6 separate regions of the Mus musculus genome follow, and regions 2, 3, 4, 5 and 6 are each linked to region 1. The links are chromatin loops, found by intact Hi-C in ENCODE. Cell type or tissue: gastrocnemius. All regions are shown on one strand. Region 1 has its middle 22 kb from the start of Gm41046. Region 2 has its middle 29 kb from the start of Gm41040. Region 3 has its middle 15 kb from the start of Gm36703. Region 4 overlaps Pik3r1 (phosphoinositide-3-kinase regulatory subunit 1). Region 5 has its middle 23 kb from the start of Gm41044. Region 6 has its middle 50 kb from the start of Gm36921.

The links. Hi-C counts contacts between places; a loop is a spot of excess contacts. Peaks named below come from ENCODE experiments on the same cell type or tissue, not always from the same donor. Only the 100,000 strongest peaks of a DNase experiment are listed, where the experiment ranks them.
Region 2: it touches region 1 in a loop (5-fold over the local background); 4 of 42 quality-filtered maps call a loop at or near these places.
Region 3: it touches region 1 in a loop (3-fold over the local background); 9 of 42 quality-filtered maps call a loop at or near these places.
Region 4: it touches region 1 in a loop (7-fold over the local background); 35 of 42 quality-filtered maps call a loop at or near these places.
Region 5: it touches region 1 in a loop (2.9-fold over the local background); 4 of 42 quality-filtered maps call a loop at or near these places.
Region 6: it touches region 1 in a loop (4-fold over the local background); 2 of 42 quality-filtered maps call a loop at or near these places.

What each region holds. Positions count from the first base shown.
Region 1 is chr13:102,642,040-102,647,039 of GRCm38, forward strand. No RefSeq gene overlaps it. Among named protein-coding and RNA genes, the nearest start is that of Gm41046, 22 kb to the right of the region's middle. In gastrocnemius, a CTCF peak has its summit at 3,012 (motif pointing left); DNase peaks (open chromatin) are centred at 2,996, 3,369, 4,449 and 4,673; H3K4me3 peaks cover 995 bases; H3K27ac peaks cover 2,962 bases.
Region 2 is chr13:100,890,346-100,895,345 of GRCm38, forward strand. No RefSeq gene overlaps it. Among named protein-coding and RNA genes, the nearest start is that of Gm41040, 29 kb to the left of the region's middle. In gastrocnemius, a CTCF peak has its summit at 1,996 (motif pointing right); a DNase peak (open chromatin) is centred at 1,998; H3K4me3 peaks cover 715 bases; H3K27ac peaks cover 488 bases.
Region 3 is chr13:102,332,556-102,337,555 of GRCm38, forward strand. No RefSeq gene overlaps it. Among named protein-coding and RNA genes, the nearest start is that of Gm36703, 15 kb to the right of the region's middle. In gastrocnemius, no CTCF peak of the experiment used is centred here; a DNase peak (open chromatin) is centred at 1,877; H3K4me3 peaks cover 442 bases; H3K27ac peaks cover 583 bases.
Region 4 is chr13:101,716,846-101,721,845 of GRCm38, forward strand. The region is part of intron 2 of Pik3r1 (phosphoinositide-3-kinase regulatory subunit 1); the gene reads right to left. Among named protein-coding and RNA genes, the nearest start is that of Pik3r1, 49 kb to the right of the region's middle. In gastrocnemius, a CTCF peak has its summit at 2,881 (motif pointing left); DNase peaks (open chromatin) are centred at 2,565 and 2,876; H3K4me3 peaks cover 807 bases; H3K27ac peaks cover 4,052 bases.
Region 5 is chr13:101,989,181-101,994,180 of GRCm38, forward strand. No RefSeq gene overlaps it. Among named protein-coding and RNA genes, the nearest start is that of Gm41044, 23 kb to the right of the region's middle. In gastrocnemius, no CTCF peak of the experiment used is centred here; a DNase peak (open chromatin) is centred at 2,808.
Region 6 is chr13:102,399,759-102,404,758 of GRCm38, forward strand. No RefSeq gene overlaps it. Among named protein-coding and RNA genes, the nearest start is that of Gm36921, 50 kb to the right of the region's middle. In gastrocnemius, no CTCF peak of the experiment used is centred here; no DNase peak of the experiment used is centred here; H3K27ac peaks cover 107 bases.

The DNA of each region.
Region 1 (5,000 bases):
GAAAATATGTTGTATGTATTTGTAGCATGCTGTATATACCACTGAGGAATGTCTGTGGCTTCAGAGAATCAAGCAGGTACCTGTCTATGCCTCCCATGGTCTCCTGGAGCTGAGCACCCAAGCAAGCCACCCCCAAGTCTCAACTGCATCAAATCATTAGCCAAAGAAGCCAAAGTCAGTGGCATCTTCGGAACAAGCCGCTAGCACATCAAAGATAACGCAAACACCACAAATAGGCCAGGCTGTAAAGAACACCCTTGTGTTTCTAAAGCAGAGGAGGAGCCTTGAGGCTCACTATAGATCCAAGTCCTCTAAGTGAGTTCTCCACATTCAGTATTCATGGCCCCTTTAAAAGGCAGAATTAACAAACATCAGAACAAAGAAATAAATGCCCGGGCTATCAGTGGTCAAGAACCATTGATCGAACACAGCTGGAAGCTTCAACGTAAACCCAGGTCTCCTGATTGTGTCAAAATTGAACGTGGTAGTGCACATCTGTAATACAAGCACCAAGGACTCTGAGGCAGTAGGACCAGAAGTTTGGGGCCAACCTGGGCTACATAGAACCATGAGTATAATTAATTCTTTAAATGTTCTTGGTTGCCTTCCTACTTTTGGGGCTTTTTTGAGGGTTTGAATTTTCAGGATTTTGCTGCTTGTCTTTAAGACTAGGCCCTACTCTATAGCCCAAGCTGGCCCTGAACTCACAGCAATCTTCCTGTTTCAGCCTCATGAGAGTTGGGATCATGCCTGACTTCACTAATTCTATATTAACCAACCTCCAAGTGATTCAAAATTCCTCGTGAGGGAACCAGATTATTTGCATTTTTTTCAAATCAAGTTAGGAATTTGGTTCTTTTGTGATGGTTTGCTCCAGAATCTAGGATACTTCCCCTTCTCAACTATCCTATAATTTTTAATTCTAATTACCATAGGATATATGGTATCTTAATTTTTTTAAAACACCATCAAATTATCTGAATTTTTTTAAAGATAATGTGATGAATTGTCCAAACAAGTTGCTTGGATCCCCAATGTACTGTGAGAATTGGCATATAAAAAGAACAATGTGTATATGTATCAGAAATAGCTGCTATCTTGGCCCAATGTATGACAGGGTATATTGCAAACTTTACTTTCTTTACAGTTCTCTCTCTCTCTCTCTCCCTCTCTCTCTCTCTCTCTCTCTCTCTCTCTCTCTCTCTCTCTCTCACACACACACACACACACACACACACACACCTTTCCTTCCATATACCTTTTCTACAAGCTAATAGACATATGATTCGTATAATAATAATATACAGTTCTGTTGACTACTTCAAAACAATTCATAGCAGTAGTAGCAGAAATAGCTGTTTATATTGCTGCAGGCTCAAATTTAGTTAACACACTGGTTATCTAAATAAGGAACATTCCTTAGAGGTTCATATTTTAATTAGCATCTTTTTTTCCCCAAGTAGGGACTGGATAATTTTTATATCATGAGTTGTATTTACAGCTGGAGCAATGCCTCTGTAATTGAGTCAGCCAAGAATCAACCCAGCCATAATTTTCATCAGCGACCTGTATGGTTTTCCCCAGCTAGAGGGAAAACCAGGGACCTTCCCCTGGCCACCTGCTCTGTGGATGATGGGAAAATATGACAGCTTGACTGACAAAGTGATGAGATTATATAAAAGAAGGAGAAAAGAAATACACACACCCTCAGGGTATAACTCAATGGTAAAGTATAGGCTTGGCACACTGGAGGCCCCGGGTTCAAACCCAGCTCACAGTCAGATACAGCAGTGCTGGGCTGGAGTCCCGGAGACTTTGTTTGCTGAATCTTAAGGACCCATGAACTCAAGACCAGATGGGGCAACAGAGTGAGATTCTGTCACATAATAACAACAAAATACTTCCAGCCACACACACACACACACACATACACACACTGCTCTCTATATTGTCTCTTTCCTTTTCTTTGTTAAAGTAATTCATAATGTTTTATTAGATTTTTATCTAAATTCAAATTGTGATGTGTAGACATTTCCCTCTAACATCCCTGAATTTTTCCCTAGAGAATAACTACAAGGCCCCATGCCATTTCCTGCCGTGTAGTGTGGCACTCGTAGGGGAGTTAGTTCTTGGGACCTCATGGTAGGAATGGAAATGCTCTCATATCTCCTGATCTAGAGGGCTGCTCTGAGTTCAGCAATGCGAATCCCTGGGCTTCTCTGCTTGTTCCCCTGGACGACTTTCCACTCCTGCCTTCAGGAACCAGATTGTCCGAGCCATTATAGCAACATCCCATCTTCCGTGTACAAACTTGTGAAATACCAGCTTTTCATCTCACTGTCGGCAAATGGACGCCTTATGCACATACAGAACACTCTGCCACGACTCTAGTCACTGGAAATAACGTGGCACTGACATCAGGGAGTCACATAACAGACGACATGTCTAAAGGACAGAACTATTTTCCACAGAGTATTAATTTACCAACTTCCTACATGACAATTTCCCAAAGCAGCCGAGAACATCTGTGACCCGCAGGCTTCATGTTTCCCTTAATGGGGCACTAATTGTTTTTAAATAAATGTCCCCCACTGTGCAAGCTCTCAACGTAGAATAGAAGTGGGTTGAGGGGTAGAAAGCCTAGCCTATCATTCTGATGTCTAAAATGTCACACTTTCAAAGATGCCAGGGAGATGAAATGCATTTAATAATCAATGTAAAAAATTTAACACATGTTGAAGCTCCTGTTTGAATTATAAAAGTATCAATTATAAAATGTCTACCCTCCCCCGCAAAAATACCAATTTCCACTCCCTATAACATTGCTCCTTAAAATGGTTACAGGCGGGATCCACATGCATACAGCAGACTACACAGGCGTTGCTGGTGCATGCGTTTTGCTGGCTCGCTCTTGACACAGACTATTTTCTGCACGAAAGGCTCTTTCATTGTGTTTTCCTTATTTGTATCTTTTTCGGGGTTTGGAAATGAGGTGTTTTCATAGCGCCACCTTGTGGTCATGAGCCATATGAAATTTATACACCCAGCCTAACCTCAGCTTCCTTTCCCGGACTCGGCTTGTTGGAGATTTTTGTTTCGCCTTTGTTATTGTTTTCTCTTTCCTTCTAGTTAATATTCAAGAGTTGTTCTTTGCCAGTGATGCTACTGAGAATAATGACCCAATTCAAACAAAATAGACCATTAAAAATTTTTATGAAAATGTCCTAATGTAGTACCTGCACACTTAGGGATATGCCCCTCAATCAAGGGACTGCGGAGAGGGGTGTGCTAAAACCCCATGGGCACAGGAGAAATGTTGAGGCGGGCTTTAACTGAGAGCATTCTGGCTAAACTTCCCTTACATCTGCCGTGGTTTTCAGGGCTGGCGCTGGTCTGAAATTCAGAGAGCTCAGCAGGACAGGCAACTGATTCCAAGGCACAACGATGGGAATATTAAAGCCATTGATATTCTCCACACGGCAGCAGGAGCCACAGCCAGGTGCTAAAGGAATTGGTGGTTTATGAAGAAATAATCAAATATTCTTTCCTTCCCTTCTCTTTTTTTTGTTTTGTTTTGTTTTGTTTTTTGTTTTTTTGTTTTTTGTTTTGCTTTTTTTTTCCAGCCTCACACCAGACCCAGCCTTCTTATCTCCAGGGAGAAGAGTGCCACTCTGTAAAAATAATAGAACTCTTCCCCCCATGTCTCCCAAAACCACTTCAATTCTGAAGGCTTCATTACACTCGAAGAAACTCCGGTCCAATGACAGGTGTGGACTGTCAAGCTTTGAGGTAGGTAATCATGGAATAGAGTTTTTAAGATTTAGATAACTAAATCCACTGAAGGCTCCATCCACCTTTGTAAGTCGTTGACTCTCAGAAATTTGAAACAGGCCGGGAGGTAAATTTGCATGGTAGAAACAAAAGAGGAGAGGATACCTGGGGGTGACATTAACAAGAAAGGACCCGGTCCCTGGGCTACTTAAGAGCACCAAGGCTGCTCAAGGACCTTCCCTGAGTGGAGGCCTTGGAAAAGGTGACCTAATTTAAAGGGCGAGCTGAGATTCACACATAACTTTGTGCATGCATGCGTGCACATAAGCTCAAGGATAAACATCCAGCCCCGTTGGCATAGACATCGGGTTTCGCCTCAGCTCCTAGATTTGACCTCTGTGAAAGACAATGGCTTCTGACTTTCTCAAACGTCAACAAGAAATCCGCAAAGAAGGCATAGGGGTCAAGGACTCGAAAGTCGCATTTGTAGACAGTGTCACAACAGTGTCGCCCTGACAGAGCGGCTGAGGATAAAACTCTTATGTGTTTGAACCTGGAGAGGATGAGGTAACTGGATGGGCCACAGGAAGTCCCAAGTGGGCCACGGAAATTGACAAACCCCCATGTGTCATCCCACAAGTGAAGGTTCTGGAAGTTTTCCAAGTCTGCCAGTGATCCCAGCTGACCTTTCTCAGTCTGGCAGACTCGGGGCCAGACTGTGGAGAAAATGACTGAGAAGCAAATTCCTGCTGCTTCCTGGTGAGCCCGCTTCACTTTCCAGTAAGTCCCCAGTGGTATAATTGTTCCTTTATCTGCACAGGAAGAGAATTGTCGATTCCTTCTGGAAACTAGAGAGGGCCTGCCCACTCTCCTGGATGCTGGCTCAGAGTCTGTGCATAGGCAGACCTGGAAGGAAGCCCGGTCCTGCGGGGACCACCATGTCATAGTAGCTCTCAGCATCAGGCTGGATGGGGACTTTAATTCTCTAAGATTCAAAGGCCTCGTTGATGATCACCAAGCAGAACTTGCTGTATGTTACTATGAAACTTGGACCAACAAAGGGTGACCCACTGGCCAAAGCCAGGCCCTCTCCTGTGTTTATGACCGCGTCTTTTCAGAAGCATATCCCCGCTCGTTCACATTAGTCCCCTGTACACCAACTCCCCTCCATGGCAGAGGTGAGGAGCTGCACCAGAGCTCCCATGTCTGCCCAGCCCGGATTGCTCACT
Region 2 (5,000 bases), 1.8 Mb before region 1:
TTTCCGGGGAGAATAACAGTTTATCTAGGCAAGGGGGTGGGAGGTGAGCATGGCATAATACAAGGTAGAACTGTCAAAATTTAATATTCATCATCCTATAAACATTGATGGTCCCTCTTAGCAAAATTACAATCCATTGGGAAGACTGTATGTGGCGGGGTTGTGTGTGTGCAGGTGGCTGTGCACGCATGAAGTCATCTTCCATGGTGCAGAATACGTAATGCTGAACCGGAGAACTCCAGGAGTAGTGACATAAACATTTTAGAATTGCAAGGGTAAGGAGGAGATGGGATCGCCAGGGCTGTGTGTGTGGGAACAGGATTGTGGAATGACTTATGTACTGTGTGCATGAATAACTTCCCTGTGATGAAAAGCTGCTTTAAAAAGAATTCTCAGGACTCACTGAGAGATGGCTCAGCAGTTAAGAGTGCATACTGCTCTTGCAGAGGACCAGAGTTAAGTTCCTGAACTTATGTGAGGTAGGTCACAACCTAACACCAGCTCCCGAGGATCTAATGTGTTCTGGCCTCCTCAGGAAACCATGTTTACAAACACCTCCCCCCTTACATATAATTAAGATGCTAAAATAAGGGACTGGAGAGATGATGGCTCAGTCGTTCAGCGCATTGGTTGCTATTCTAGAGGACTCAGGTTTGATTCCCAGCACCCACATAGTGGTTCACAAACATTTACAGTTTCACTTCTAGGAGATACCACACCCTTTTCTGGTCTCTGCTATCACCAGGCACACAAATGGTGCACAGACATTGTCTAGTCAGGGTTCTCTAGAGTCACAGAGCTTATGGAGAGTCTCTATATAGTAAAGGAATTTACTGATGACTTACAGTCTGCAGTCCGATTCCCAACAATGGTTCAGTAGTAGCTGTGAATGGAAGTGCAAGGATCTAGCAGTTACTCAGTCCCACACGACAAGCAGGCGAAAGAATGAGAGTGAGACTCCCTTCTTTCAATGTCCTTATATGGTCTCCAGTAGAAGGTGTAGCTCAGATTAAAGGTGTGTGCCACCACATCTTTAATCCCAGAAGACCTTGAACTCGGAGATCTCCCTGTCTTAATCTTCTGGAATCCATAGCCACTATGCCTCAAGATCTCCATACCAAGATCCAGACCAGAAACTTCTATCTCCCAGCCTTCAGATAAGGGTCACTGGTGAGCCTTCCAATTCTGGATTGTAGTTCATTCCAAATATAGTCAAGTTGACAACCAGGAATAGCCACTACAGACATGCATGCAAGCAAAATATCCATACATATAAAATAAAAAAACATTGTTACACAAAGCTAAAATAAAGAAAAAAAGAAAAGAATTATTGATATATGAAATCATTTATAGGAATAGGAATATGTTGATTTTGGAGACAAAGTTTGAGCTTAGACACATTTTATTTGGGGGGGGGGTGATTGTTAATTTCTCTGTTCCCTAGGCCTGAGGAAGGGTTGAGTACAGTCGGTTCCTACAACTTTCCTATCTCCCCTTATGCCACATTCACATCCTACTCTTATAAAAGGATAAAAGTGTCCATTATTTTGTTTGCACAAACTGGAAAAACAATAAGGTTCATTTTACCAAATTTTTCTTCAAAACTGAAACCTAGAGAGATGAAACTTTGGAAAGATCAATCTTTTAGAAAAACATATTACATCTTATTTATCGATCGTGAGTCTGTAAAGGGCATGCATCACAGCCCAAATGTGGGGGTCAGAGGACAACTTGTAGGAGTTGATTTTCTCCTTTTACTATGTGAGTCCAAGGGATGGAACTCACGTCACTAGCCTTGGTGGCAAGTGTATTTACCCCTTAAGTTACCTCGCTGGCTCAGGTAAGCACCACCTCTTGGGAGTGGGAGTCCCAGGAACCTTCTTATTCCTCGAGGAATTAGTAAATTCACCAGAACTAAGAACTTCCTGCAAATGCCTCTCCAATCCTTAGTTCTCAAGGAGCGAGGGCTCAGCCTGCACTGCCACAATTCGCCATTAGAGGGCAGTGCAGCCGCGAGAGCCGAGGAAGGAGGGGGCGAAGGATGCTTCTTAGCACTTGGAGAGTGGGAGGAAGTGTCTCGCAATGTTTGCACTTGAAGCATCTCAGTAGTTAGATATTTCACTGGCACAAATGGCGTGTCCTCTTCTAAATTTTGTGCGAATATGAAAAGGCAGTAACTTTGATCTTAGTGCATGTTCTATGGCTATCTATTTCGTTTCGAGCCAGGAATTTATTAGGACATCGAAGGGAAAGGCAAGAAGAACTTTAGATGGGCACATCTCTATTTCCCTACTTTTGCGATAGATTTAGTACACGCTCTGAAAGAATACAGTGCCGGCTGAAAAGTGCTCTGTTTCCTCTCTATTATTCTAAAATAGATGTGCTTCTCTCACGCATGGATGGACCATTTACCCCTGATTTGTATCTCGGGGACAAATCTGACTCGTTAGCGCCGTTATTTGTAAACTGCTAACCTGGTTCCCTGCGCTCTTGTAACGCTATCTTGATGGGTTGCTGTGAAAATGTGAAGCTGCCTGTCAGGCAGGAAAAATTATGTAAAAATGATGTGGGTATAGAAAATGGAATCGACAAAATGTAATAAACTCCCCCTGGGCTGGAGAGCCGAGCTGCATATGTAATGAAGTAGTTTAGGATTACGTCACCTTTTATATAACATCTGGCAGTGACTTTTATTTCAGAGCTAATTTGAAGAAGCCGGGAGCTCTTTTTTTTTTTTTTTCCTTCTCCCTCCCAGAGCCTGCCTTTATCTGAAAGAAGTAAAAGGAACAGTTACATTTTGCATGCAAAGGAAGCTGGAGTGGTTAGATTATTTCCTTGGGGTAATGGAGAAAGGGAAAAAGAAATAGAAGAAAGGTCAGGTGAACACAGCAGAGGGGATGGATAGGTTTGTGGGATTCTTAGACACACTGGACCAGTGCAAGCAGCCAGACAGATAACCTGGGTGGCTTGGCTCTCCTCTCCTCTTCCCTCTCCACTGCCCTTGCTTGGTCAGCATATACCTGATCCAAGAATACCATGGCAATAGTTTGTCTGTAAATATTTGATTCGTAGTAACAAGTTATAAAAATGTCTTAGATGATTGCTTAGTCCTTTGGTTTCTTTATCTTTCAAGGAGAAAGCCATCCCTCCAAACAACACCTGCCTTCCCTACAGTGTCCAGAAGCACACATCTGTTACAGTATTCACACAGTCAGCTCGACTCTGTCTTTTTGTCTAGATCAACAGTGATGAAGGTCTACGAATTTCCTCTCGTGGAAGAGAGAGCTCAGGATGGTTGGGACCATCTTTGCATCTCTCCTTTTTTTGCTGCTCCAAGCTTCTCTGCCAAGCTTGTCTTGTCACAGTCTGGTCCTTGCTGACTGAACTGTGTTTGATGACCTCACTGTCCCTCTTCATGATATGTTTTGAATCTTCCAGTCTTACTAAAACCCCAAGATATCCTTTCCTGAATCCCAAGGCCACGTGTATAATTCAGACGGGAGATTTTCTTACTTTTTTTTTTTTTTTTTTTTTGTGGCTGATGACTTTCCAACAGCGTGTTTGAGAGTTAGTGGGATGTTTCAAAGTCAAACAATAGATTTGCATATGATAAGGGAGAACGTGTTCTCAAGAAGCTGAAGTATGCTATGAAATCCATAATTATGATTTCTGCCAGTGCCGCCTTCTTCAGGCCTTGGCAACCCTATGGGTGAGCGAGAACAGGCATGTGGGCGTCAGTGGGTGGGAACTGCCAGTCGTTGTGGGTTGAGGGAAGTTAAATCCAGGAATCTTTCTTTTCAAGACTCGGGTCTTCTTGTAATCCCAGCCTCAGAAGGCAAGGGCTATGCTAGAGGGTCTAGATGTCAGCCTACGTCCTGAGGACAACTATGTGAGAGCCTGTGAGATGATCGTCATATCAGTGGACACGGTGTATTGGGTGGACATGGGTAGAGTGTTGGAGCAAATGGGGCCAGCCAAAGGACCCTTTGGTGGATTACCATCATGTGGGCTAGCAAGCTCTAGGCCATGAACCCCGAGACTTTGTAGGCAAGGAGTGGTCTTGGCTTTGTTTGTGGGGACTTTTATCTGGTAGCTTGGGAGGCAACTGCTGGAGGAGTTCTGTTGTCCTAACTTGGACTTTACCTTCCTCGAAGGAACCATGGCTGCTGGTCACTGGAGTAGCTGTATTGTTACTCTTTAGGGATAATCTCTCGTGCACTGTGTGGAGGCATCACCTGTCAATAAAGAGCTGATGGCCAATGAGCTGAAGCAGGATTAGAAGGTGGGACATTTGACAGAGAGAGGGGAAAGTCTGGGAGATAGTTAGAAGCAGGAGATTCAACCTGGACTGGAAGGAATGGCAGCTATACAATAGTTTACACTGGTTAATTAAGTTATAAGTTGGACTGGGAACAGCCCAAGCTTAAGCCCTATGCATAGTACATAAAGAGGCCTCTGAGTTGTTATTTGAGGGCATAGGTGGAAAAGCCCGTGGTTTCATTAATGTTAGGTAATTTAGATTGAAGTCTGAGTGAGGTCTGGAGGTGTCAGTATGTTTAATATTGATGCTGTGGTGTGTAGGCTATGAATCATCGTGTGGCATTCTACCCCCAAACACACTGTCAGTGTCATTACTTTTTAAGTATGTGCCATATGTTTGTGGGTCAGAAATTTGAGCCAGTGCTGAGCTGGGCAATTTAACCACAGTGACTTAGTGGTCTAGTGTGTACTGAAGGGTCTACAATGGGTCCACTCATGGGACTGGGTCTTATGTAGCAGGATATAGACTTCAGACCTGTTTTCTTTCTCCAGAACCGTTCTACAGGTTTTCTCTAGAAAGACCATTAGGATTTTACACAGTGCCTTACTCAGAATTTGGCCAGGTCTCTGAAAGTCTAAGCTCAGAACTGACAACGTATCAATTCCGTTGCACTTCTGTGGTCAAATTCATTGCATGGCAGCTCAGAATAAGAATGTAATAAAATAGCTGGTGATACATG
Region 3 (5,000 bases), 310 kb before region 1:
TATCATGGAGAATGTGTGTTGTACATTTTACATATTGACTCCATTGTTATCATTGCAACTGGAGACATCCGAACTTTTTTATTGAAACATACTAAAAGCATTATTAAAAGGTGTGGGGCTGTTTTTTGTGTTCTCTTAGTGTCTGTATAACATCTGTCCAGGGATCCATCCCATAATCAGCATCCAAACGCTGACACCATTGCATACACTAGCAAGATTTTGCTGAAAGGACCCTTATATAGCTGTCTCTTGTGAGACTATGCTGGGGCCTAGCAAACACATATGTGGATGCTCACAGTCAGCTATTGGATAGATCACAGGGCCTCCAATGGAGGAGCTAGAGAAAGTACCCAAGGAGCTAAAGGGAACTGCAACCCTATAGGTGGAACAACAATATGAACTAACCAGTACCTCGGAGCTCTTGTCTCTAGCTGCATATGTATCAAAAGATGGCCTAGTCGGCCAACACTGGAAAAAGAGGCCCATTGGACTTGCAAACTTTATATGCCCCAGTACAGGGGAACGCCAGGGCCAAAAAGGGGGAGTGGGTGGGTAGTGGAGTGGGGGGCAGGGTATGGGGGAATTTTGGGATAGCATTGGAAATGTAAATGAGGAAAATACCTAATAAAAATATTTTTTAAAAAGGTGTGGGGTTTTTCTCCTTCACATTGAGAACAAGAGCGGTGAAAATGAAAATGAATTATTTTAGTGACAGAAGTGGACACATCCAGTCTAATGCCCTGGCTCCTTTTTCATTTAACTCAGCTTGGTTGCATTCTTCACAGGCTCTTCGTGGCTCTTTGGAAGAGACAAGAATCCCCTGTCAACTTCATAAATCTCAAAGCCTTTTCTCCTCCTGTATTCATTTAGCTATAAGGAAATCACACACACAAACACGCACACACATACACACTCACACATTGTATACATACATATACACAAAATGTTACACATGGACTTAAATGGTGTGGTATTACTTTATTTAATTTTCTCTGACTTTTTCCATATTCTAAGTCTAATGCAGTGAAATTCCCAAATGAAGCAATTTTGTAGTCATATGTGACAAAAGAACCTATTTTATCTTTGAGAAATATGACCATGGAAACAATGTATTTCAGAAAACATCCTTCCTTACTGGTGCAGCTTGATTCAGCCAAGCAACCAACTAGTATTTTACAGAGAAGGGGGAAAAAACAGAAAGGCCCTAAATGCACGGTTATACAAATCAATGCATTAGCCACAGGGAACACTTTCACTGACTGTGACTAAAGTTCATCAGGAGGTACACATGAGGGTGTGTTCCTGTCATCCCAGCAGGCAGGATTCTTAGCTACAGACTGGCTCTATGGTAATTACTTAATTAATTAATATAAATAATAAACAAATAAAAGTCTTCATTTCAACCTGTGGCATCTGCTTGTCCAGCATCCAGCATCCAGCCCTTCCCCCACCCTTTGAAAAGATGTCTTCTCTCTAAAATGCCCAAGAGATTGAGTCTTCTCTCCATAATTCTAAAATTATAATCATATGTTTGATGCTAAATGCTGGTTAGATCTCTTATTCCAAATTGAATTAGTTCTCAAAGGCGATTCCAAATTAGTGATAACCATATGTTCACATCTCAGCAACAGGCACGCGAAGCTATTTCTAGGCTGTTAATTATGCAATCACCAGGGAGTGCGTTTCGGGGTGGGGGTGGGGCTTCTCCTATACTACCATACTGACCCCCCGAAAATCTAGACTCGTAAGCATGACATCAGACATAATTCTTGGACAAATTATATCAGTAACACCTGCAGATCATATATAAAAACAGCAAGACAGAAGCCAGAGAGGGGCCTTGGAGCGCAGCCAAACTCTAGTCTCCGAGGCCACATTTAGCACAAGCCAAGCGGCACGGACCTGAGTTTGCGTGTGATGGATGGGCCCTGCAAGGCACTTCCAGATCATCCGTCATCACTGTTGTTGTTTGCAGGTGCCTCTTGGTGTGGCGATGGAGGAAGGGGAGAGAGGATATATTGCCAACTCATTTGAAAGCCGTTAATACCTCTGCTTATTAAACTCTTTTACTTTTTCCCCTCACTGTTATAATGTATACCCAAGTAGTCTAGCAGCTTCTGTATGCACAAGGAAACCCCTGTGAAAAATCAAACTGCAAATAGCCAGCCAAGATGAAGGAGCTAAACTAGGTAGCCAGAAGGACAAGCAGTGCTCAAAAAGAAATACTTTTCTAGTTAAAAAAAAAAGAAAGAAAGAAAGAAAGAAAAATCCCCATGACAACCTTGAGGCCGAGTGCCTGTTAGATTCCAAAAGAAATGAAAGAAACGGAAAATGGAAGTCTCAGATGGGACAGTTTAGAGTTTGCCTTAGATAACAATCCTAAGCATTATTAAATTTATTTATTCACTTTACAACCCAATATCATCCCTCCTTCTCCTCCTAGTACTCCTCACGGAAGTCCTCCACCCATTCTACCTTCTCTTTTGAGACTGGAAAATCCCCCTCTGGGTGTTAACTGCCTGCCCCCAGACCTTTGCTCATCAACTCCCTGGAGGACTAGGCCAGACAAGGCAAGAGGTTCAGCCCTTGCTCCAGTTGCTTGGAGAACCCACATGAAGACCCAGCTGCTCATCTGCTACATATGTTCAGGGGCCCAGGTCCAACCTGTGCTTGCTCTTTAGTTAGTAAATCACTCTCCGGTAGCCCATAAGGGTCCAGGACAGTTGTCTCTGTTTGTCTTCCTGTGGAACCTCTATCCTACTCTGGTCCTTCAATCTTCCTCCCAACTCTTCCATAAGACTCCCAAGCTCCATCTAATATTTGGGAGTGAGTCTCTGCATCTCTTTCTGTCGGCTGCTGGGTGGAGCCCCCTCCCACCCCACCCATTTCCCTTCTCTACCCTGCTTTCTCTACCTCTGATCCCACCTCCTCCCTCTGCTCCTCTTCCCATCCCCTCTCCCACACAGTTCCCTCCTTCCATTGACCTCCAATATCCATTTTGTTTCCCTGTCTGAGAAAGATTCAGCCATTCTCCCTTGGGTCCTCCTTGTTATTTGACTTCTTTGGGTCTGTTGACTATAGTATAGTTATCTTGTATTTTATGGCTAATACCTACATATAAGTGAGGACATACCATGCATGTCCTTTTGGTTCTGGGTTACTTCGCTCAGGATGATAATTTCTAGTTCCATCCATTTGACTGTGCAGCTCATGATAGATATCCTTGTTTTTAGTGGCTGAGTTTCCAGTTTCTGGCTATTATGAATAAAGCTGCTGTGAACATAGTTGAGCAAGTGCTCTTGGGTATATGCCTAGGAGTGGCATAGCTGGGTCTTGGGGTATAATTATTCCCAGTTTTCTGAGAAACTACCAAATCGATCTCCAGAGTGGTTGTACAAGTTTGCACTCCCACCAGAAATGAGGAGTGTTTCCCCTTGCTCCACAACCTCGCCAGCATGTGCTGTCCTTTGGTTTTTTTTAATCTTAGCCATTGAGATGGGTATAAATCTCAGAATCATTTTGATTTGCATTTCCCTGATGACTAACTGTTGAACATTCCTTTAGGTGTTCATTGGCCATTCGAGATTCCTCTGTTGAGAATTCTCTATTTAGCTCTATACCCCATTTTTTTTAATTGAGTTATTTGGGTTGTTGATGTTTAATTTCTTGAGTTCTTTACATATTTTGGCTATTAGCTCTCTGTCAGATGTAGGGCTAGTGAATATCTTTTCCCAATCTGGTGGCTACCGATTTGTCCTATTGATAGTATCCTTTGACTTACAGAAGCTTTTCAGTTTCATGAGGTCCCATTTATCAATTCTTGACCTTAGTGCCCGAGCCATTGGTGGTCTGTTCAGGAGATTGTCTCCTGTACTGACCAGTTCAAGGCTACTCCCCACTTTCTGTTTTACTAGGTTAAATGTGTCTGATTTTACATTGAGGTCTTTGATCCATTTGGACTTGAGTTTTATAAAGTGTGATAGATAAGGATCTATTTGCATTCTTCTACATACAGACACCTAGTTAGTACAGCACCATTTATTGAAGATGCTTTCCCTTTTCCCTTGTATAGTTTTGGCTTCTGTGTCAAAAAACAAGTGTCCATAGGTGTGTGGGTTTGTTTCTGGGTCTTTGATTCTGTTCCATTGATCCACCTGTCTGTTTCTATACAAATAACATAGAGTTTTTTATTATTATTGCTCTGTAGTACAACTTGAAGTCAGGGATAGTGGTACCTCCAAAAGTTCTTTTATTGTTCGGGATCATTTTTAGCTATCCTGGGTTTTCTGTTTTTCCATATGAGGTTAAGAATTCAAGATCTGTGAAGAATTGCATTGGAATTTTGATGGGGATTACATTGAATTTGTAGATTGCTTTTGGTAAGATTGACATTTTCAGTATGTCCATCCTACTGATCTCTGAGCATGGGGAAATTTTCAATCTTCTTATATATTTCTTTATTTCTTTCTTCAGGGACTTGAAGTTGTTGTCATACAGGCTTTTCACTTGCTTGGGTAGAGTTACATCAAGATATTATATTATTAGTGGACATTTAGAAGGGTACTGTCTTTCTAACTTCTTTCTCAACCCATTTATCACTTTTGCAGAAGAAGGCTACTGATTTCTTTGAGTTAATTTTGTATACAGCCACTTTGCTGAAGGTGTTTGTCAGCTGCAGTAGTTCTCTGGTAGAATTTTGGGGGTCACTTATGTATACTATTATATGATTTGTGAATAATGATACTTTGACTTCTTCCTTTCCAATTTTTATCCCATTGATCTCCTTTAGTTGTCTTATTGCTCTAGCTAGAACTTCAAGTACTATATTAAAGACACATGGGGAGACCGGAAAAATCCTTGTCTTGTCCCTAATTTAAGTGGGAATACCTTAAGTTTCTCTCCATTTAATTTGATGTTGCCTATTGGCTTGCTGTATATTGCCTTTATTTTGTTTAGATATGCCCTTTGTATCCCTGCTCTCTACAAGACTTTTATCATGA
Region 4 (5,000 bases), 930 kb before region 1:
TAATGAGAGCAGTGGTCTCACACTTTCCAGAGGAGGATCTGTGGAAGGAGGCATAAGGCTTCCTTACCAGGTCTTTACCAAATTACCAGAGTTTACTAAGGTTTTATGGTAACCTGAGCTCATGTATCAAGATCCACACCTAAAGTGAAAACAAAGCAAAACAAAACAAAACAAAAAACTTCCTTTGTCTAGAAAGTCAGTAGCAAACTCTTTTAAGTATTTAGAAAACACCTCTATGGGTAAGAATGTTTCTGACAGTGATGAAGAAAGAGGGTTGCTGTATAAGGTTTCAGGTACTTATCAATAATTCCAGCTGAGCAAGTGATTGATACCCATGCTTCGAGATCTCAGACCACAACTTTCAAGGAGCAAGAATTGAGGATGAGTGTTCCTCCAGCTATAAAGAGAAAAGGACGCCAGGAGCCAGAATACTGATAGCTGTTCCCTAGCTGTGCTTGGTTTCAAAGGCTGGTTTTACAGTGAAACTCCGCAAAACACCTTGTGTTACGCAGCAGATGGAACTAAGTAGAAGGTCTCCCTGTCTCAGTGATTAAGTTGGATATCCTACCTAATGTCATATCAACAGATATTGGGGGCAGAGACCCTTGTTGTTTGGTGCATCTCGAGAGTCACAACTTGACTGAGGTCCCGAAGTTCTGGCTAAGGGCAAGACTCCTTGGTTTGGATGTGTGGTTTGGAGAGACTGTGGAAATGGGGCATTGGAGATGCAGTGGAGCCCAGTTACCATGACTAGAGGTGAGAAGCCCCTTGTCTTTCACTCTCAAACCCCTAAGAGCTTGGGAGGCCGTATAATTATCCCCATTTTACAGATGAGGAAAAGGAAGATTTAAAATAACGACGTGATTTGCCCAAAGTTAGTACAGCAGTTAAGTGGCAAACTAATCTGAATGGATCCAGTTTGCTTTCTTGGGAGGCCCACTTGGTGCGCGCTGGAGGTTACCCAGCCAAGAACAGAGGCTGCAAAAAGCTTTGAATAAGATGGATATAAACGATCCTGGCAACACGTACGGGCCTTGGTGACAAGAAGCATGTTTGTTCAAGTCGGGCTGGGATTGGTGGGTCAGCATCTTACCATCACTTCTCCTTTATCAGGCCTGAGCCCCTGCCAGGCTAAATATTTTTGGGACAGCATTTATTAAATATTTTTCTCATAAGGCTAAACTAAGCACATTCTTCCTCAGGAATGTCACTGGGTTTATTCAGCTAAAAATAACTGGCCAACTTATCATATTTGGCAAACTATGAAGGGCTCACTGTGAGTCATCAGGTGGAAGAAAGGTCCAGTAAAGACCTGGGCACTGGTGGGTATGAGCATTAGCTGCCCTTCCAAAGGACTCAGGATCGATTGTCAGTGCCCGCACAGCAGTTCACAATGGCTAACTCCAGTCCCAGGAGATCCAGTGACGACTTGTGGCTTCTGAAGGCAGGACATGCACACGGCACCCACACAAAACACCCATACGTGTAAAAATAAATAACCACAACAAAATATATGGAGACTAGAATATCAGAGGAAGAAGAAGAAGAAGAGAAAGATGGATTGCATATGGGATGGGCAAGAAAGATGAATGACTCAAAAATACTGAATGGAAAATTCACAATAAAATTCGAGAAATACATGAGAAACTGAGGTTGTAACAGTCAGAGTTATTCATTAACAAAACCCCTTAATTAAAAAAAAAAAAGACACAGGCAGAAAGCTTTATTCCACAGAATAAAGGCAAATGATCTTGAGATAAAGGTAAACACAGCCTTAATGGTGTGAAGGGTCATGGTTTGAAAGAAGTCAAGCAATATGTCTTTACTACTACTGTTCCGCGCGGGCAATTAATTCTGGTGGGCGAACACATTTTCCTCTATCAAAAGACACCACATTCATCAAATAAATGAACACAAACTTACCCACCTCTTCACTAAAGAAGTGACCTTGGCTTTAAGAACGTTAAATGGGCCCACTGAAGCAAGATGGACTGTCTCAGTACAGTCTCTTACAAGCACCGCCAGTTGGAACTAGTACTAAGCTATGGCAACTCATTTATGTCAGGCTAACTTTTTTTTTCCCTTAACTGCAATACCAGGAAGCACTGTAGATAGAACTGTCGCAAAATATTAAGTATATATTGATTGCATCTGACCTTGTTCCGCCAAAGATTCTCAGAATAAGCTAACAAACAGGGAGATGACATTTGAGGAGTGCTTGTGTCGTAATAATTGCTTAAAGGTCTGGGGGGCGGGGGGGGGAGCGTGAAGTAGGCAACTCAATATAAAGGAGCAACCTGCTGAATGAAAAGTTGTAAAATAAGCCTGCCGCCCATCTGGGTGGCAACCAGTCAGGCTTTTTAATCAACACCTTAGCTCCTACTCCTGCAGACAGGACGCAGCTGAAACTTCCTGGCTGCAAAGTGGGATTGGTGGGAAAATGCTGATTTTCTATAAATGGAAATACCTGGGATGTTGTTAATGAAAAAGAACCAGTGACTCAGCCTGGCAGAGGGGAAGGCACTGCCCTCGCTGTGGGGTGCTCTCTTCTGCCATTAGCATCTCACAGAGGACCCTTTCTGTGTTCCCCTTCCGCCCCGCTTAGCCACTACTTCTTTGTAGGGTTGAACAGGAAGTGATAGCGCCTGCACCATGGGAAGGAGTTTTGTACATTTTGTTCTATCAGATTAGCCCCAGTAACTTTATGAATTATGAGCTGTCAACTCCTTTTTCAACCGCTATAGAATATGCTTCTTAGAAATTGTAGCTATAAATAAAACAACAGATGTTTTCAATTGGCTCCAATAGCGCTTGGGCAACTTCGTTCAAGGGGAGAAGTGAAAAGAAATCATTGTAAGACTGCGTTAGGGCTCCGCCTGCTGGTCGCTTTTGCAACAGCCTTGTAAAGACATGCTCATTGAAGCCACTTAGGAAAACCAGAGAGGGGTTAAAAGCCAGCCGTGGCCTCTCTGTGAGTTTTATGTTTTGTATGACTAGATCCTCTTCTAGGCACAACTGTCACTATATCTAGAAAAGAAAAGGGGGGGAGGGGGATCCAAAAGAGGAGGAACATGCTTGAGCTGTTCCTGGTTTCTCTATGGGCAGTGAGAGTCAGGGAACTTTGAACTAAATATCCAGTATCTCGGGATCCTCGCGGTGCAGCTGAGAGAAATTGTCAAAGATTAATAGGATTAATAAGACCAGCCATATTAAACTGCTTCTAGTTCTTAAACTCTAGGGGGGAGTTGGAAACATAGCTAAATAGGAAAGTATTAAATTTACACCTTTCAGGTGGATTTAGCAGCCAATGGTTGATTGGACTGAGCGTGGGGGGTCCCCTCCCTGATGGAGGAGTTGGAGAAGGGACTGAAGGAGCTGAGGGGGTTTGCCGCCCCGTATAGGGAGCAACAGTGTCAACAGGCCAGTCACCCCGGAGCTCCTGGTGACTGGACCAACTACCAAAGAATACACATGGAGGGACCCATAGCTCTGGCTGCATATGTGGCAGAGGATGGCCTTGTTGGACATCAGTGGGAGGAGCAGCCCTTGGGCCTGAGGGTGTTCAATGCCCCAGTGTAAGGGAAGCCAGGGCGGGAGGTCGAGAGTTGGGGGGGGCGCACCCTCATAGAGACAGGAGAAGGGGGAATGGGATAGGGGGGTTTCCAAAGGGGAGACCTGGAAAGGGGAAAACATTTGAAATGTAACTAAAGAAAATATCCAAAAAGTGTTCTCTGCTGCCATGCTACCGAAACCCTGTCAATCACGTGTTAGGGATGGCTGGCATCAGCAAGCACAGGTTCCTTCAAATGTGTGTGCAAAACATTAGAAAGTGAGAGGGTGGTAGGAGTCACTGACACATCGTCTGGTTACAATGACCTATCCTTCTGAACCTAAGGTGTGGGGCTTAAAGCAGGCTTTGCAAATTAAGTATTCATTTTCACTCTGCTAGAATAAAAAAGACTGAAGAGCTCCGGTGACCTCTGAACATGGACCTCGCAGAAGACAACGGGCCATGTGGCCTTAACGTGAATCTCAAAGCCTGGGGCAGCTACAAATCAGAGATCATGGCTGCAGGAGCCTCTGTGTGTTCAGATCTGGTGGGGAAGGAAGACCGTGGAACTGCGAATAGCATGAAGCCAGTTAGTGAGGGAGGAAAGGGGATAGTGGAAACTATGGTACACATTCAGGCCGCTACACATTGAGGCCACTTCCGGGAGCCGACACAGCAGCCTCCTTGTCTCCTTTGGGATAGACTGGGAGGCTGGTGTGAGTGCTTACCCTCCCCCCCTCCCCCCCCCCCCCCCCCCCCGCAAAGAGGTTAAGGCTCTAGGAGGGCTTCTCTTTCCAGTCCTCACTCTTCCCTACTTCTGAGTCATCTGTCAAAGTAACCTCCTTTGATGGTTTTGGAATTCTGAGCAATGCATGCACAGCACTATAGGACTCTGAGAAAAGGGTGGGGGAACAAATCTGCCTGTGAACTACTACAGTCAGTCAATGACAGGACAGGGACAGGTGGCTTAGTCTGAGGAGCCCACTCTGCTCCCACCACAGGTTATTCTGGGGTGTGTGTGTGTGTGTGTGTGTGTGTGTATGTGTGTGTGTGTGTTACCATTCAGTCATTTCATTCTTCAGAAAACTATGTTTTTTAAAATGTGGTTATGGGAAAATAATCCCGTTCCACACAAGATCAGAGACAATGCACTAAGGCCAGAGCATCTGAACTGTGGGTACAAAGACTGTCGTCGTCATCGTCGTCATCGTCGTGGCCAACATGATGATGATTTAATATGTGCTACATTCTGGACTTGAGTGGGTGTACTGAAATTTCCAAATACAATTGTCCACAACACCGTGAGGAGGGCTCTGCCATCATCCCATCTTTATGAGGAGGTGGGCAGACCGGAGACCCAGATAAAGAATTTGTTCAGTCTCACACAACCAAACCAGCCAGAACCAGCATTCAATTCAAGGGACTCCCCATGTACTAAGTAAGTACTTCA
Region 5 (5,000 bases), 650 kb before region 1:
TACACAGTAATTTCAGCTTGAGGAGGAAGCCCTGGGTTTGTGAAGCCCTGAGCAAATGTTGACATGGGTGCAGCCGTGTTAATAATTCCAAAACCTCAGACCCATAGGAAAGGGTCAAAGCCTTCTCTATTCCTAGGCTCAGAGATGTGATGAAGCTTTTGGTCTGAGAGAAAATGCTGACACCAAGTGCAGAGAATATTCACTATAGCGTTCTCCAGATATTTTTACAGACTAAAGACTGCCTTTACTGTGATTAGCTAAACCTGCCCCACTGATGCAGCCCTGTACCATAAACTTCACCTCCTTGTCTATCTGCATGCAATAACCTTATGCCTCTATGCAACTATATATAACAAAGACAACCAGCTTGCAGGGCTCTGCTGTCTTTGTCAGGAAGTCCAGGCCTGACTTCAGCTATTTCCTTGTGTCTCTGTCTTTACTTCATTCCCTTGCATCCCTCAGGCAGGGCTAAGTTCCTGGAGCCATGGAAGGACCTGGCAGTGACAGCACTGTGTTTTAATTTCATGGCTGTGGAGAAGGGCAGGGTCACTGGTTATGGTTTTGCTAGTCTCTTCCTCCAGTCTCTGCTGAGCTCTGTTAAGTCTCATGCAAAGGAGTTCAGCGTGTCAAAGTGGAACTTTATGGACTCCAGGTACTGTGGTAACTACTGTGCACACATCAGCAGGGTTCTCTTTGCATTTCTTGAGTGGCTGATGTCTATACAGCAAGGAAGAACCCAACAACTAAGTAATTTGTGTAAGATTTTAAAGTTAGTCGGTATCCTAATGGACAAATCCACACACCTGACCCATTTATTCTTGAGGTGTGCTTAGTGTTGGGTGTCTTTGAAGCTGCTCCGACTCGCAGACTTTGGCTGCTTATGTATTTTAATGTGTCTACCCCAAACACAGCTCTTCCCTTCTGGGGTTATATGTAGATCCTGAGTAAATTGGTGTAATATTAATCAACATGCCAGACTGTGCCATCTGAGGTACTTCTGAGACATGGTAAGAGTGCCCAAGTCTTAAGAACTTAATTGTGTATGTTGCCATCAAGGCTTAGAAGGCTTAGAAGCTCAGAGAGCCTCTAAGCAGCCTTATTCTTACTTAGGTCTAGATGCCACATAGTTTGGTCATTTGCTGTATCCTCTATAAATTTTGTTCACCAAACTTCTCCCAGAAGCTTTTGTTAGAGAGTGGTAGAAATGCTGTGATTTGTTTCTTGATTCATTCCCCATTAATATCTTTGTCTCTTTTTTTCCCACAAGTAAAAGCTTGGTGGGATAACATTGAACCCTTACTCTGGCTATCACTTTTCTCAGATATGTATGGTCTGCATAAATCAAACAACTTTGGACTCATTCCTTCTTCCACAAAATGGTTCTAGCACTGTGATGATGTAGGTTCCACACTACTCCATTGATCAATTTTTCTTATCACATGATCTCTGATGAGATGAGGTTGGCAGAGGAACAGTGAGCAAAGAATGACAGATAACTTTTCTATGCAAAGCATACAATAATTTCCCTTAACTTAAAACAAAGCAGAACATTTCTTTTATAACTTTATTGCACTTGTTTACTCATTGGAGGGGGGGGGGTTGTGTATGCATATGACCTGGTCCATGTTATGGGGTCAGAGGACAACTTGCAGGAGTTAGTTCTCTCCTGTGGGTATTAGGAGTCGAACACAGGTCATCAGACTTGATAGCAAGCATGTTTACCTACTGAGCCATCTTACTAGCCTATGCTTAACTTTTCCCCCTCCCTCCCTCCCTCCCTCCCTCCCTCCCTCCCTCCCTCCCTTCCTTCCTTCCTTCCTTCCTTCTCCTTTTCTTTTCCTCTTATTGGAGACAGGATCTCTCTACATTGCCTTGGTTATCTTGGAATTCACTATGGAGATCAGGCTGGCCTCAGAGATCCACCTGCCTCTGCCTCCTGAGTGCCGAAATTAAAGGCATGTGCCATGCCCCAAGCTCCCTATTCTTAACTTCTTTAATTAAAACTTGATTCAATCTAAACAGAGGCAAAAAGGAAAAATGTTTTCGACATGAGTTATTGACTCCTGAGAGTATCTAGGTCACAGATAATATAGGCACATTCTGAAAAAGTTTCCGTGATAATTTTTTCAAGTCTGCACATGTAATTGAACTTTGAGTCCAGAACATTCTACAATTCTATGGGAAATCTACGTGAGGCCTTTGGCAGGAAGGAGGCATGCTGCGATGTGTGGTGCCAATTGTGTCATACCATGTGACACCTGTACCTTAAGTTTATCACCTCAGTGGCATACTTGGCAGTAAGTAATATGGCTTTTCAGAAGTGAACAGGACAAGCCATAGGCATCGGGCAATCAAGTGTTTGCTTTGTAGCTCAATTTTTGTCAACAATTTTTGAATGTTGCATTTGCCACTGGAAGATTTGTGGAGGGGGGAACCTCTTTGGCTTTACAACTCTAAAAATATCACCAGTGATAACAACAGATTTTAGACACGTCATGCTCATAGGTACTAAATGTTCTTTGAGTAATTGACGTGTGTTAATTTAGTTAACTCTCATGTCATGGGCCAAATGGTCAATGAAAGATGGAGGAGGGAACTAAAGGTGCATCTATATGACTCCATTTAGGACATGGACTCAAAGGCTCATCACATGCCTTGTTCCAGAGGCATGCCTGCTAATCTGTGGCATGTCAGAGCCTGAACACCATGGTGCACAGTGCTATCACTTTCCTAAAAGGAATCTTCCCTCATGCCCATGCCTTTGAGTGCTACAAATCTCCCTCCAGCCAACTGAGTAGGCTTCTAGCCACCAGAGAGCAAGACAACTCCTGTGGACAGGCTGGCAGAAGGACAAGGCATGGTTAGACACTGAAAATCTGTGTGTGATCTGAGATTGCCACATAGTCACAAATGGAATCTGCACAATGTGGACTTCTTCACGTTCCTTCCTGGTAGCATGTGGTGACATCTGACCAAGCAGAGGTCTTCAATAAATGTTGATGAATGTGATAAAGGCTTACATAATGACATGCCATATAAAATGTTCCTGTAATAATGAGAGACATAATATAAATAATATATTGGATATAGTGTTTGGTGTGAGAAATTTACAGTTTCATAGCTTGTAAAATATTAGGGCTAGGAAGAAGATCAGAGGCACAGAGATTTTCAGCTCCCTCATTTTTATGCTAATAAAATAGATTCTAAATGATATAGGGACTTCCCCAAAGATCTCTCTCTCTCTCTCTCCCACACACATATGTGTATATACATATATATACACATATGTGTATATATATATATATATACATACACACACACACACACACACACACACACACACATATATATTTGTTCAGTAAGAATGCTTAGATTTAAAACATTATATATATTGGCAAGGGTAGTGCTTGTTTTTAGAAAGATCTTTCTTTTGGAAATGGGAGCAAATATCTGATTTGTGGTCCACTGGCTCAGGTCTTCTACACATCTGATGAGACATCAAGAAAAGGGAACTATCTTGGCCTATTGTCACTCCCACAGTAAAGTCATGTGTACTATATGTGGAAGAAAGAAGTATCAATTTCATAGTCCTTGGTGCTGTCCCTAAGAATGCTTATTGACTACATAGTAAGAGTGTATCCAAATACTCTGAGGTAACGCCCTTATTTGTAAAATATTTTGGGCATCCCTTTTCAAAAAAAAAAAACTCATGCATGAACATTTTATAGTGGACTACTCTGTAATGTGCATGTCAAAAATAAATGAATTAGGAAATAGGCTGACATAAAAATGGAATATATGAGCACATGGGTGTCTTAGATACTTTCCTATTGGTGTGAAGAGACACAATAACTGAGGCAATTCATAGAAAACATTTAACTGGGGGCTTGCTTACAGAACTAGGGGCAGATCCTTGACCGTCAATGGCAGAGAGCTTGGCAACAAGGCTGCTAGGCAGGCATGGTGCTGGAGCAGTAGCTAAGAGCTCGCATCCTCATCCACAAACAGCAGGTAGAGAGTGGAAGACTGGCCTGGCATAGGCTTTTGAAACCTCTTCAAGCAAGACCATACTTCCTAATCCTTCCTAAGCAGTTCCACCAACTGGGAACCAAAGATTTCAATATATGAGCTTATGGGGGACCACTCATATTCAAACCACTACAGTGAACTTTATCTTCTAGATCATTACTTTTGTGCATATTTAATGGAAGAAAAGATAGAAAAAAGTGAGAAGGAAATATTAATTTCAGCAATTACTCTATGAATTTCATGAGCTGAGGATGGTAGCCTATTTAGGTGTGGTGGAGCCATTACCCATCCTTGGTATCAGTGAATGTCATTCAGATGTCACACGAGCATCCCTTAGTATAGATCAAGAACTATCTTTTTATTTGAAATTACTCATGTGCTCATCATGTCGTCCAATCATCTCCCATAAAGATCAGATAACATTCCTCATGGTTTTGTTTTCTATTGCTATACCTGGTTTTTAGAATCAAGAATTGAGTGACAGAGTGGGAAGCCATGATCATAGGGCATTGTTCTTGTTCATCTGCCTAGTCTGTCTCCAGTGCGGTATATACGAGGTGCTCAGTTGTGTGTGGTGAATATCACGACATGTTCTGTGTGATTTCTCCTCTGTTCTCATGAAGCACTCACATTCAGTTTGTGTTTTAGGTCTTCTTATTGGATTCTAAAGCTAGACCTGGCTTATTTCATCTGCTTGCCCCAGATTCCCTTCCTTCCCTCCTTTTTTCTACTCTTTCTATACACACAATGCACATATACATACATACATACATACATACATACATACATACATACAATCAGACACAAACACACACACACACACACACACACACACACACACACACACACACACACACACTGCAACTCTTCTATGACTCTTTGAGAGCTTCCTCTTCCCATGAAGTGCACTGCTTCCATCCTTACCCTCTCCTTCTCAGCATCCTTCGTGTGCAACAGCACAAAGCCCAAGC
Region 6 (5,000 bases), 240 kb before region 1:
GCATGAATGGCCACAGTAAATAACAATGACTGAAAAGTTGGTGCCTCAAAGTTGTCAGGTTCAAAGGTTTTCACTACATACCAAGGATAAGTATAGTGGGTGATAGATTAATTAGCATGAATTAATCATTCTACAACATAATACTCCATTGCATCCCATGAGTACACTAACAACCACTTGTCAAAGTACAAATAAATAATGAAAAACTTATATGCTCAGTGGTAAACAATCACTTAACTGGATCAACAACATTAAAACCCCCATAAGTTGCCACTACACACTTATTAAAATGGCTAAAAGAAAAGATCCAATACCAAGTGCTGACAAGGATGTAGGACAACTGGAAATTTGAGATCTTGCTTATGCATATTTAAATGCTCGCTCTGAAAAAAATAGTTAAATATAGAATCATTACATAGCACTAAAATCTCATTTCTGGGTATAGATCTTAGAAAAAATGAAAATAGTATTTCCACAAATGCTTATACGTGAGTGTCGGTAACACACCTGCTTGTAATAGCCACAAATTATTATGTGTCATTCGGAAGCAACCTGAATGCCTTCCACAGAACTTTTTCCTTTATGGAGTGCTATCCAAAATGAAAAGGGATGAGCTGCCAATGCAGAAAACAAAATTGGCCGATTCTAAGCACATTGTACTACCTATAAGAAACCAGTATCAAAGTTACTTATCTTGTTAGGTGCTGTTTCTGCAATATACTCAGAAAGGCAAAAATTATATCAGTGGAGATTAGTGGTTGTGAGTGGTGCTGAATTAGAGAAAATATATTATTTAAAACTGTACTGGGGGTGGGGGGGGGAGCAAGATAGATGGATGGCTCAGCAAGCTAGATGTCTAGCCTGAGAACTTCTGTGGGATCTTAGGGAGCCACATAGTGGAAGCAACTCTACAGGCTGTCTTCTGACTCGCACATATATGCCTTATCACACATACCATGACATACACACACAAACATACACACAAAGCTACATCACTAGCTTGTTTCATTTTTATGTATGGATTCTTGGACCAGTAGCTGTATAATCAACACAGGAGAAAAGAAAAATAAAATGATTACCCTGCCTTTATCAACAGATTAGAGGAAAAAGGAAAACATTTCATGGGCCATGATAATATTATAGCTCTAAATAAGAATTTGGAGGATTACCATGACTGTAAAGTGGTGTAAGTTAATAGAAAAAAAAAAAAAGACAAACTCTCCTCATTCTCTAGTCTTCATTGTGTGTGTGTGTGTGTGTGTGTTAGCACATGTGTGTAGAGTGATAGGTAATCGAGTCTATGTAATGGGACTTATAACTCACCATGCAAATCTCTTATTTTCTAGATTAGTTCCATTAAACTGGGAAGACCCTCTAAAACTGTGAGCTGTCCTGTACCACAGGCTGGAGGCCCAGAGTAAATAGAAAAGAGAAAGTGAGCTGAGCACCAACCCTTTGCTCCCTGAGTGGGTGGGATGTGACCAGCATCCCCACGCTCCTGTTGCCATGACATCAATCACTGATGAACTGTATAGCCTTAAACCAGGAGCCAACAAGCTGTTCCCTCCTTAAGCGGCTTTGTCAGGTATTCTATCAGATCAATGATGAAGGACATCGATCAATCCAGCACCGCCAGCCTGCTTTCCCTGGCTGTTCCAGTGCCTGCATGTCACCCATACTTGCCTAGCTGGCTTTTGGTCCTTATGTTACTGGGGGTTTGTTGTTGTTGTTTTGCTTTTCCTGTATTCTTCATTCTACTTTTATGAAAAAGAGAAAAAAAAATTAACCAGAGAAAAGATTTGGGAATCACTATGATTTCAAAGTGGTGTAAATTTACAGGAAAAAAAAAAAAGACAAACAGGTCACCCCCATTGACTCCTAGGAGCCTCCCCCATACCAGGTCTCTGGGACTTCCTGGAGATTCACCCCACCCTCACCCCCACCCGACCCCTGGCAGTTGCAGATTTCCATTCATTCTCCTGGCCCTCAAGCCCTCTCTCCGGCCCCATACCTGCTTCTGCTCCCCCACTTTCTCCCACTTAGTTCCCTCCCTTCCTCTGCTTCCTATGACTATTTTATTCCCCCCTTCCAAATGAGATTCAAGCATTCTTACTTGCGGTTTATTTCTTGTTTAACTTCTTTGGGTCTCCGTGGGGGGTGGGGGTGACTGGGAGGGAGTTGAGCATTTGGGATGTAAATAAATAAATAATCCCTTCACTTCAGGTATCTTGAACTTCATATATATGCCATATGTAATGGGTAATCTTGTCAAAGGATTATCTAAAAACAAATTCCAGAAGAACGTCCCAGGTTTAGTACATATGTAATTCTACTTCTTACCACTTCCTGGAAAATTATAAAGAATAAAAATTACAGGCTGATTTTAATCAGTTTTGTTTTTGTTTTTTATTATGGACATTTATGAAGGATCTACAGATTTAGATCTAATTAAGTCATTTCCCTCATTGTTTTTATTGCTAAATATATTGTATTAAATTCAGAGTCATAAATCAAAATAATCAGAACATTCATTCAGCTAAAAGTCAGCCTCACTGGAGATAAATAACCTTTGGAAAATGAGAAATGTCCCATAGTGCTAACCCATAAGGAATATACAATGAAGTCTTCATTAATTTGTCAGCCTATAATTGGGAAATGTGCTTAATTAGTTATTTATGGACCGTAAAGAAGGAAAGAGAGCTAGTTATGATCCCAGTCTCCGTGTCTCACACTTTGTTTCATTTTTTAAAAGATATTTTAAAAACATCTCCCAGAAGAATTGTACAAGATCAAGCCAGGCAATGTCCTCCCATGGAGTGAGAGCAATTAATGAGCTCTCACCTCTCACTGAGGAGCAATTGACAGTTGAGGGCTTTTGAGGGATGGTCAATCAGTGTTCTTTAAGGGTTTGGCCCCTGATATCTCAACCATGCTCTAGTGCAGTTCTCAACCTATGCGTTGTGACTCTTTTGGGAGGCATCAAATAACCCTTTCACAGAGGATGCCCAAGACCATCTGCATATAAGATATTTACATTTCAGTTCTCAACAGTAGAAAATAACAGTTATGAAGTACCAATGAAAATAATTTTATGGTTGGGGATGACCACAACATGAGGAGCTATATTAAAGGGTCTCAGCATTAGGAAAGTTAAGAACCACTGATCTAATGGATGGACCCACACCCTAAAAGTACATGGGTAACACAGAATGGACTGGGTGGGTTATTTTTTTTAAAAAAAGAAAAAGGTTGTAGGTTCTCCTTTAAGATTCGTGACTTAAAGGATTCATGACTGAGTGATGGTTTTCTGTAATGATCTCTATCTGTTGCAAAGAGCATACTCCCTTGGTGCAGGAAAAGGGTCACACTTCTCTGTGGTTATGTGGACAAGTCTGTAGAGTTCACTTTCACCTCAGGGAGCTCCAGAATCCTATGTGTGATGTTAATGGTGTCTTTAGCAGCAGAGACTTAACCTTCTATCTCTGAGGACAACCTAGGACAACAGCAATAGACTGTAATGTTTTGGGAGTCTCAGGCAATTCTGAACAGCAACACAGAGAATGACTTCTCGTACCCTGGTGCTGGGCTTTTGTTAACCCCTAAAACCTAAGTAAGGCTCAGGAAAGATTGCAGAAAAGTGAAGAGGCACAAAGGCAATAAAATCCAGAAGATCAGGGAGTTTGCTGTGAGAATGTGTATTCTAGTAATGCCAGAAAGCATGTCCATAGTCTTATAGTCTCAGCAACATGACCGTCAAAGCACGTACTGAACAAGGACAACAATAATAGACATACCACGGTGAATTGGGGGTGGAGCACAGAACCTCACCCATAGACAAAGAACCATAGGCAATTAAGGAATGCTGAGAGTGGAAGAAACAATCTTTCCAATACCAAACCGCCAGCCCAGAAAGCACGCATACAAATAACATTGGCAGATGAAGCAGGGATATTAGGACATCTTTCCTCTTCTCCATCCTTTGTCTCCTCACTACTGAGAGGTGAGTAAGTTCCTATAACACAATGTTCTACCTTAACACGGGCCCAAATAATCATGGGCACATATCTATGAAACCATGATCCAAAAGAGATACTTCATCCTTGTAGGCTGTTAGTCTCCAGTACTCTGTCACAGAGATGGATAGCTGAAAAACAGATGCCACAGAGGGAAGTGTTGACACATCCTCTTCCCCGGGATGAGCAAAGTTTGTTCATGGTCCCTAGGCCCTCTCAGAGATACATTACCTCCACCTGCACCATGTTCCTCTGACTAATTACAGCATTTCTGCCTAAAAGGCATCACTAAATTTAAAACGCTTCAAACCACATGTTTGTGACAGACTAAAACATTCTGGCCCAGAAAATTGTGCTCTCTGTTGGCATGACATCAGCATTGGCCTTGGCTGTACCCAATTTAGACATCAGAAACTTGTTCCATTTGTGCTCCGCGTTTATCCATTATAGTCATTCAGTTTCCCCACATACTCTCCCAATTATCTACCAATTCAATCCATTTACCCTGTCGTTGCTATCATAAATACGTCACCTATAGCATTTACCTACACTTGGGTGGAACTTTCAAGGGCCCCTCACCAGCTTTGTGATTCATTTATTTTCCCTCTTCCTGTTCAATTTTGTACTTACCGCTCATTACAAAAATGGATGCTGAAACTGCAGACAAATGCATTGGCAAGAACCTAACTGCACAATTGGCCATTTAGCCCTGAAAAAAAAAAATCATAATAATGGCTGTAAAATGGATCTGGGCCACAGGGCAGAAGCCCTACTTTAACTTCACTCAGCAGAGCACCTGCTGCAGAGCTGATGTAGTGTCAAATTGTATCATGATGGGATGCCCCAGGTCTGGGCGCCACTTTCAGTCCTATTATTCTTAATAACAGCCGTGCTTTCAAATGGAACAATGTTTCTCCTGCCACAGATCAAAAGGACTTAAAAAAGTGTCCCATCATCCTATTTGAGAGGCCAATAAAGTAATCGTTC